Linked DNA regions of Mus musculus: region 1 is linked to region 2. The links are chromatin loops, found by intact Hi-C in ENCODE. Cell type or tissue: heart. All regions are shown on one strand.

Region 1 (4,000 bases), 110 kb after region 2:
GATGGGGTCTCACTGCACAGCTGACCTGTTTCACAAATCCCCAGTGCTCTCTGTAGGCCAGTCTGGCCAAGAACTTAACAAAAAAAAATTTTTTCCCATCAGCCTCCTATGTCTACTAAGAACCCATGCATTGAATGTTCTTACAGAGGCCCTAGGTTATCAGGTGACCCACTGTAATTTCAATTCCAAAGACCCCAACACCCTCTGGTCTCCATTGGCACCTACTGTACCTGGTGCACATAAACTCATGCAGCCACATGCATACACATAAATAAAAGTTATAACACATCTTTAAAGATAACCTCTTATGAGAAAAGAGATTCTATATGTTTTAGTTATGAAGCTTTAAAAAGAGAAGCTAACAGACATCTATTGGGTTATCTTTCATTCTATGCCAATTTACACATGAAAGATGTCGATCAGCCAGATGTTTTCCCATCACCTCTGAAATGTGAAAACCACCGGACTTCATTCAGCAAAGCTGTTCTGTACGCTCACCTGACAGTCCTATGGGGAAACTAATAAGTCTCAGACATCAACACACATATGAATCTCTTATTATGAGTTCTTGTTAACAGGTAGGTTGATTTTGTGTGCAAGGACAAGAAAGAGAATCTACGGTTCTAACAAGTAGCAAGGCGGTGCCTATGTTCCTCATCCTGGGACCACATTTGCAAAGAAGCAGATCTCCAGGCTAAGCGATGGTGGGTCTAAGGGGCCAACTCCAGCAAACAGCAACATCAGCACAGGCCTGTGCAAGCTACCCTCGCCCTTGCCTGCATTGATTAGGAAATTGGTCCAAAGCAAGCAGATCTTAACAACCTCCTTCATTGATGAGCCTGAGATGCAATCACAGAGAACACTGAGAAATGACTGACACATACCAGAGAACAGAATCTCTTTGAACCAGGCACAGTCAGCTTCCTGGAGCCCTGAGGTGTGGTTTTCACACAGGTGAGAAGCAGTTAAGAAGTGATGACCTCATACAGGAAAACAGCCTGATTTCACAAGCCCTTCCAACCCGTTTTACAAATTACCAGTGCTCATGGGGACTCCAAGTTCTCCAAGTGAGTCGTCCTCTGATGCAAGTTACTGCCTAAGAACCTTATCAACTAAAATGAGGAGCCTTTCCAGGCAGAGGCATTAAGAGAAGAGAAACTGGCCCCTCTTGTCTTAATTGGTTTCTATTACTGTGATAATACACCATGACCAAATGCAACTTGGGGAAGAAAGGGTTTGTTCCAGCTTACAGCTCAGGCCACAGGTCACAGGAAGTCAGGGAAGGAACTCAAGACAGGAATCTGGAGGCAGGAACAGAACTACAGACCATGGAGGAATGATGCTTACTGGCTTGTTCCCCATTGTTTGCTCAGCTTGCTGACCAGACGCTAGACTTGATATTGAAATATCAAATGTCCCTAATAGAGTCTTTGAGGGACTCTGAGACATCACAAGCTGGCTCTCTCCATTATCTGAACTGTTCTCAGCAGCCTTGTCTAACTTCCTCCATGAAGCCTCCCACTGATTGATCTCTGAGCACACGGTAGCTTTTCCAGCCCAAAGTTCCAAGTCCTTCTACAACCCTCCCAAAAATATGGTCAGATTTGTCACTGCAAAACAGCAATATCACATAACCTGGTACCAATTTCAGTCTTAGAGTTTCTGTTCCTTTAAAAAACAAAACAAAACAAAACAAAACACCATGACCAAAAGCAACTTGGGAGCAAAATGTTTCTTGCAGCTTACAGTTCCACATTTCAGACCATCACTGAGAACTCAAAACAGGGAAAAAGGAACCTCGAGGCAGGAGCAGAAGCCAAGGAGAAGTGCTGCTTACTGGCTTGCTCAATCTAATTCCCTATAGGACCCAGGACTACCAGCCCAGGGCTGGAACTACCCAATCCCCCACATCACTAATTAAGAAAATGCACTACAGACTTGTCTGCATGCCAATCTTATGTGGCATTTTCTCAGCTCAGGGTCTCTCGTCCCAAATGAATCTAGCTTGTGCTGAGTTGACAGAAAACTGGCCAGCACACCTCTTAAATCCACATTTTTTCCATTCTGGTTCTGAGCTGTCTGCTGCAATTAATCACATGTCCACGTAAAGAACAGGAACATAAAAAACCGTAGAGCCAAGACTGAGAACACAAGGAATATGGTAGCCTCCTACACTAAACAAGCAAGATAAAGTCATTGCTAGAGAGCTATTGTATAGCTCAGTACAGTACTTGCCTCCCATGCATGAGGCTCTGGATTCAATTCCCAGCACCCTACAAACTAGATGTGATAGCACAATCCTAGAAACCCAGGACTCAGGAGGTAAAGGCAGAAGGATCAGCAGTTCAAAGACAATCTGAGACACATAAAAGGTATTGCTAGGAGACTTTAGACCAGGGCACAATTCCTTCAGGATTAATATTTATCTTTGCTTAATGCAACATCAGTGAACTGTATGTCCAAACAAGCACAAAGGGAAATGCACTGAGTCTATTCTGATGGAGAGATCCCTCTACCTCCAAAAGGGAGCTCATCTTAACCCCCATGAACTAACTGAACAACGTATTGGCTATCTTCCATGCTCCTGGGCTCCAGAAAACACAGGACTAGTGAGAGTTAGCTATGCCTCTGCACCACTATACAGAGGAAGGATTCTGAACCTGTGACTCACGGCCTCTGAAAACCTATGAGTGATTACAGAGGCTGTATGTTCATTTTCACATCTGTGAATATCTATGCATTTTGCCAAAGACCAATATCTACTAATTTCCACCAGGACACTTGCTCAACTATGTTGATAGCAGCTTTATTTATAATAGCTAGAAACTGGAAACCACCTAGATGTCCCTCAAACCAAAGAATGGATAAAGAAAATGTGGTACCTTTGCACAATGAAATATTAACTCAGCTGTTAAAAACAACGACATCACAAAATTTGCAGGCAAAATCATCCTTAGTGAGGTAACCCAGACCTAGAAAGACAAACGCAGTATGGACTCACCTGTAAGTGGGTATCAGCTGTAAAGTAAAAGACTATCATGCTATAATCCACAGACCCAGAGAGGTTAATTAACAGAGATAGCATACAAAAGGACACAAGCATCTTCCTGGGAAGGAAAAATAGAATAGATTTTTGAGGGTGAATTGATGCAGTGGGGGAGAAAATACAGAGAGAAACGCCTGGAGTTGAGGGGGTGCATTTCAGGGCTAAGGTGAAAACCTAGTGCAATGGAAACTCCATGGAATCTACAAAGGTAACCTTAGCACAGACCCCTAGTAATGGCCAACATGTAGCCTGAACCAGCCATCTTCTGTAACCAGGCAAGGCCTCAAGTGAAGGGATCAGGACACCAACCCATCCACAAAACCTCCTACCAATAGTCTGTCCTCCCTGCAGAGAGTGCTGAGAACGGAGCCTAGGAGAAGCATCCTCAAAGAGACTAGAGAGACTTCATCCAGCAATTGATGGGAGAAGATACAGAGTCCCACAGCCAAGCATTAGGGTTTGGGGAGCCCTGCAGAGGAGGAGGAAGGATCTGAGGAATCAGAAGGGTCAGGGACACCGTGAGAATACAATCCCACAGAATCAACAGATGGGGACTCATGGGAGATCACAGAGATCAGGGAGACTGTAGAGGTCTGGTGTAGATCCTCTGCATGTATGTTATAGATGAGCAGCTTGCTGTTCTGGTGGGAATCCCAACAGAGAGAACGGGAGCTGCCCCTGACTCTTTTCCCTATTTGTGGGCCCTTTTCCTCCTAATGGGTTAGCCTTGTCCAGCCTTGATGTGATGGTATGTACCCGGTCTCACTGTAGCCTATTATGCCATTTTGCTTGATGCCCCTGGAAGGCGTGATCTTTTCTGAGGAGAGATGAAGTGGGTTGGATGTGAGGGAGAGGGGAGGAAGAAGGGGGGAGGTGAAACTGTGGTCCAGGTGGAATATATGAGAGAATGGTTTTTGTTTTTGTTTTGTTTTGTTTTGTTTTGTTTTGGTTTTG
Region 2 (4,000 bases):
GGTTTAGATAGGGCTCCACTACGTATCCCAGGTTGGCCTCAAAGCTTCCAACAGAAGCTTCTTGCTGCTCAGCCTCATAGGTGCTGGGATTAGAAAAGAAATCTAGGGTGCTGGAGAGGCGGCTCTGTGGTTAAGCGCACTGACTGCTCTCCTGAAGGTCCTGAGTTCAAATCCCAGCAACCACATGATGGCTCACAACCATCCATAATGAGATCTGACACCCTCTTCTGCTGTGTCTGAAGACAGCTACAGTGTACTTACATATAATAATTAAAAATCTTTTAAAAAGAAAAAAATAAAAGGAATCTATGCAGTTCTGTATCTATCCATATTCAATTTAAAACCATTTTAACAAGAAAATAGAGGCACAGCACACAATACTGACTTAACTTCAAGGAAACCAAGTTACTAAGGTAAAATCGTGGGTGTGAATTTAGGAGACTGAGCCTTCTCATGGCCAACCTAACTAATAACTCCGGCTGGTAAAGAGAACAAGTGCTCCCAGCCAATTCACACCCAATGTCCTCTCAGGAAACCGAGCCAGGAAGGAAGAGCATCAAAAAGCCACAGATCCCGCTGACAGTGTTTACCTGACCCAGGCTGCGATCCTAATACCCCACCCCACCCCTCCAACCCCCCCACCATGGCTCCCTGACCCTGGAATAACTAACTGTGCAGCAACACTTCACAGAGCAGTTCATATTAGGATGAAAAGGACAACCATAACCCTAGCAAACTCCTTCCTGAAACCAGGAAGTTTCCTCTGCCAGATGTTCATTTTCATTTGGCTTCTCTCCACATAACAATAGAGTGGGGCAGAGAACATTAAGCAAGCCAGTGATTCTCAGCCATGCCAGAGAGCATCCCAGGAAGGTACCCATAAGAGCAAACTCCCTTAGCCTCCACCAACAGCACCAGCAGGAGGGTGAAGCTGGCCAGGGGTTGAAGGGGGTAAAACTGGCAATGGAGCAGCTTTACCAGCCTCCTTAACAGCAGCCCAGCCGTGCTGAGAAAACCATCCTGATGAGCGGAACAAAAACAACACAGCTCTGAAGACGGCCGCTCTCTGTTTGTGATACGGCCAGATGTTACTTGGCCGGCTACCCAGCAGATCTGCTTTTCGGTCCCCACCCAGCTATATTTGTCCTTTTTTCAATCAGGCATCCTGTTCACACACTAGTCTATAAACAACTTTCCTGGAGTCTAAGTATTTTCATGTTGGTTAACATGCCTTTCATCCCTATGAACTGTTTCCTGGAAATGGACTGCCAGCCAATATGGAGGACAAAGCTATATAGACGGTTCCCAACTTCAAACCATGGCTCACCACTGAAAAAAGGGCTCACAGGATACACATGCAGCAAAGCTGTTAGATGCTTGGCTCACATACAACACCAAAAAGGTCAGTTCCCAGGCCAAAGACTTCCGGGAAAGTTTATATTCAGGCATATCATAAACTGTGGCAGGAAATTCAAATCTTCACTCCCTGCCTGAACACAGTGTACTGAGATTTGAGTAAAATACTATATATACCTTGTCTTACTAGGATGACTATTGATGTGATGAAACACCATGATCAAAAGCAGTTTGGGGAGGGAAGGATTTATTCAGCTTACACTTCCACAGCACTGTTCATCACTGAAGGAAGTCAGGGAAGTCACCTCTATGTTCCTAATTCTCTTTTAATTATCCACATCTGTTTCTCACCCCTACCATCCTTGAGGCTGTAGAGCATCAGCTCTACTTATTTTGGCCTTTCTTCCCTCTGATATGTGATAAGGCTGGCCGAGCTAACAGTTTCTTTGATGGACACACCAGCCAACGATGGCTCCTCCCTGAAATGCAGACTCAGTGACATCGAACGGACATGAAGACAAAACTGCCAATCATGCTGGAGCCCCAGTCTGGGAGTGAAAAAGGTTTATCCCAAGGGGCATTTCCCCTTTTTTTTTTTTTTTTTTTTTAAGATTTATTTGTTTTATGTATGTGAGTACACTGTAGCTGTCTTCAGACACACCAGAAGAGGGCATCAGACCCCATTGCATATGGTTGTGAGCCACCATGTGGTTGCTGGGAATTGAACTCAGGACCTCTGGAAGAACAGCCAATGCTCTTAACCACTAAACCATCTCTCCAGACTAGAAAGGCATTTCCTATTTAGTGTACCATCCCCCTTTCCATTCTGTGTTCACAGCCAGGAGTTATTTTTTTCATGGCTGCCCACTTGCCTATCTCTTTAATCCCAATTCCTTCTACCACAAAGAAGGTTCTGCTATTTCTCTAAGAGTTTAGAAAACTTGTCCAAGAACACTAAGCAACTAGCAGTTCTTCACACAGGAGGGTTAAGCAGGCTGTGCCCAGATTCCATAGGTATCTCTTCCATCCCAGTGACTGGTTACACATATGCCTAAGTAGAAAATATTCAGCTGCACTTAGAGACTCTAACTGTTTCTTCTCAGGTAGCCTCACCTCCTATGGGAAGAACTCTCCTATTGGCTAGAAGCTTACTCCTTGCATGGCACCTAAACCGGAAGGGAGAGAAATAAATACGCTGTGTAAATGCATGTGCCCTATACAAAGGCACGACAATGTCCAAGATCCCTCTCCCCAGTCCTACCTCAGACTAACCAGCCACAACTACACACTATTTCAAACCAATCAAATGTAACCATCAGGTCCAATGCAACTATTAGTTTCAAAGGCAAATTATAAAAGGCCAAATAACGCTGCGAAAATTTTATACATATCAGCACTTATACACTCAAATATAGATGTATAACCTGAATCCAATGAAGCTAATCAATGAAGAAATTATCTGATTGTTATCAGGATAATTAATATATCCTGCATAACCAATACATCTTGGGGGGAGGGGGAAGCAAATATTGCCCGTGTGACTGTGGTTTCAAAGCCAATAAAATGTGAGGCTTTAGCAGTTAAAAGAATGTTAACTTACAGCTTGCCAGCTCTAAGGATTCTTCAACAGCCTGATCTCCTTAACTGTCACCTAATAAGATAACACATGTTCCTAACCCGTGGCTGGCTCTTTACAGAGGCCTGACCACGGGGACTGTTTCATCTCCAAAGTGTGAAATTTACTTTAACAACCCAAATCACAAACCCCAACAATGGCGGAGGGGCCATTCCTCTCACAGGACTAAAATGAAACACTTCTGCACACATGTAGACAATAGATTTCTAAGAGAAATAATTCCTCTAAAAGATTTGTATTTCAAGCCCCTAAGAATTGAGAGTATAATGCATTTGCTATGACCTGGATCTAGTTTTGGCTTTGGTTTGGTTTGGTTTTTGGTTTTTGTTGTTGTTGTTGTTTGTTTGTTTGTTTGTTTTTGCTTGTTTTCACATCTCTCGTGTTTTCTTCAGGTTTTTCATGTACTTTTAAGATTTGTTTCCTCTCCAGGCGTGGTGGTACATGCCTTTAATCCTAGCACTTGGGAGGCAGAGGTAGGCAGATTTCTGAGTTTGAGGCCAGCCTGCTCTACAAAGTGAGTTCCAAGACAGCCAGGGCTACACAGAGAAACCCTGTCTCGAAAAAAAAAAAAAAAAAGATTTGTTTCCTATCATCATAGCTTAGCTAGGTCAAGAAAAGAATTCAGAAGAAAAAATATTAAAAATAACTGGTTCCACCCTTATTTAAGACAGAATAGAAAACAGAAACCTTAATCTTTTTTACTTTCAAGTATCTTTTTAGCTTGCAGGGTCATCCCTGAGAGATAATAATGTCTCTTGGAGACAACAAATCTTAATGCTATGTTTGGTAATCAGTATTCAAAGTAAACTTACATAAAATTAAAGCAACAGAGTTCCCTAGATACAATCAGGAAATGTTTCTGTATTTGGACATAGCTATAGTTTGCAATTAGTAGAAGTAACATGATTTTAACTTTAGAAAATAAATTCTATATTTTTAAATACTGAAGACAAAATAAAAAGTCTACAATGCCTACAAAGATGTACAGTACCCATTTCTAGCACAGCC

Evidence for each region. Hi-C counts contacts between places; a loop is a spot of excess contacts. Peaks named below come from ENCODE experiments on the same cell type or tissue, not always from the same donor. Only the 100,000 strongest peaks of a DNase experiment are listed, where the experiment ranks them.
Region 1: a loop joins it to region 2, with 1.8 times the contacts of the local background. A loop is called at or near these places in 1 of 42 quality-filtered maps.

Annotation. Positions count from the first base shown.
Region 1 is chr2:52,882,234-52,886,233 of GRCm38, reverse strand. The region is part of intron 1 of Fmnl2 (formin-like 2); the gene reads right to left. Among named protein-coding and RNA genes, the nearest start is that of Fmnl2, 26 kb to the right of the region's middle. In heart, no CTCF peak of the experiment used is centred here; a DNase peak (open chromatin) is centred at 1,823.
Region 2 is chr2:52,988,531-52,992,530 of GRCm38, reverse strand. The region is part of intron 1 of Fmnl2 (formin-like 2); the gene reads right to left. Among named protein-coding and RNA genes, the nearest start is that of Gm52511, 18 kb to the left of the region's middle. In heart, a CTCF peak has its summit at 2,020 (motif pointing right); DNase peaks (open chromatin) are centred at 550 and 1,060.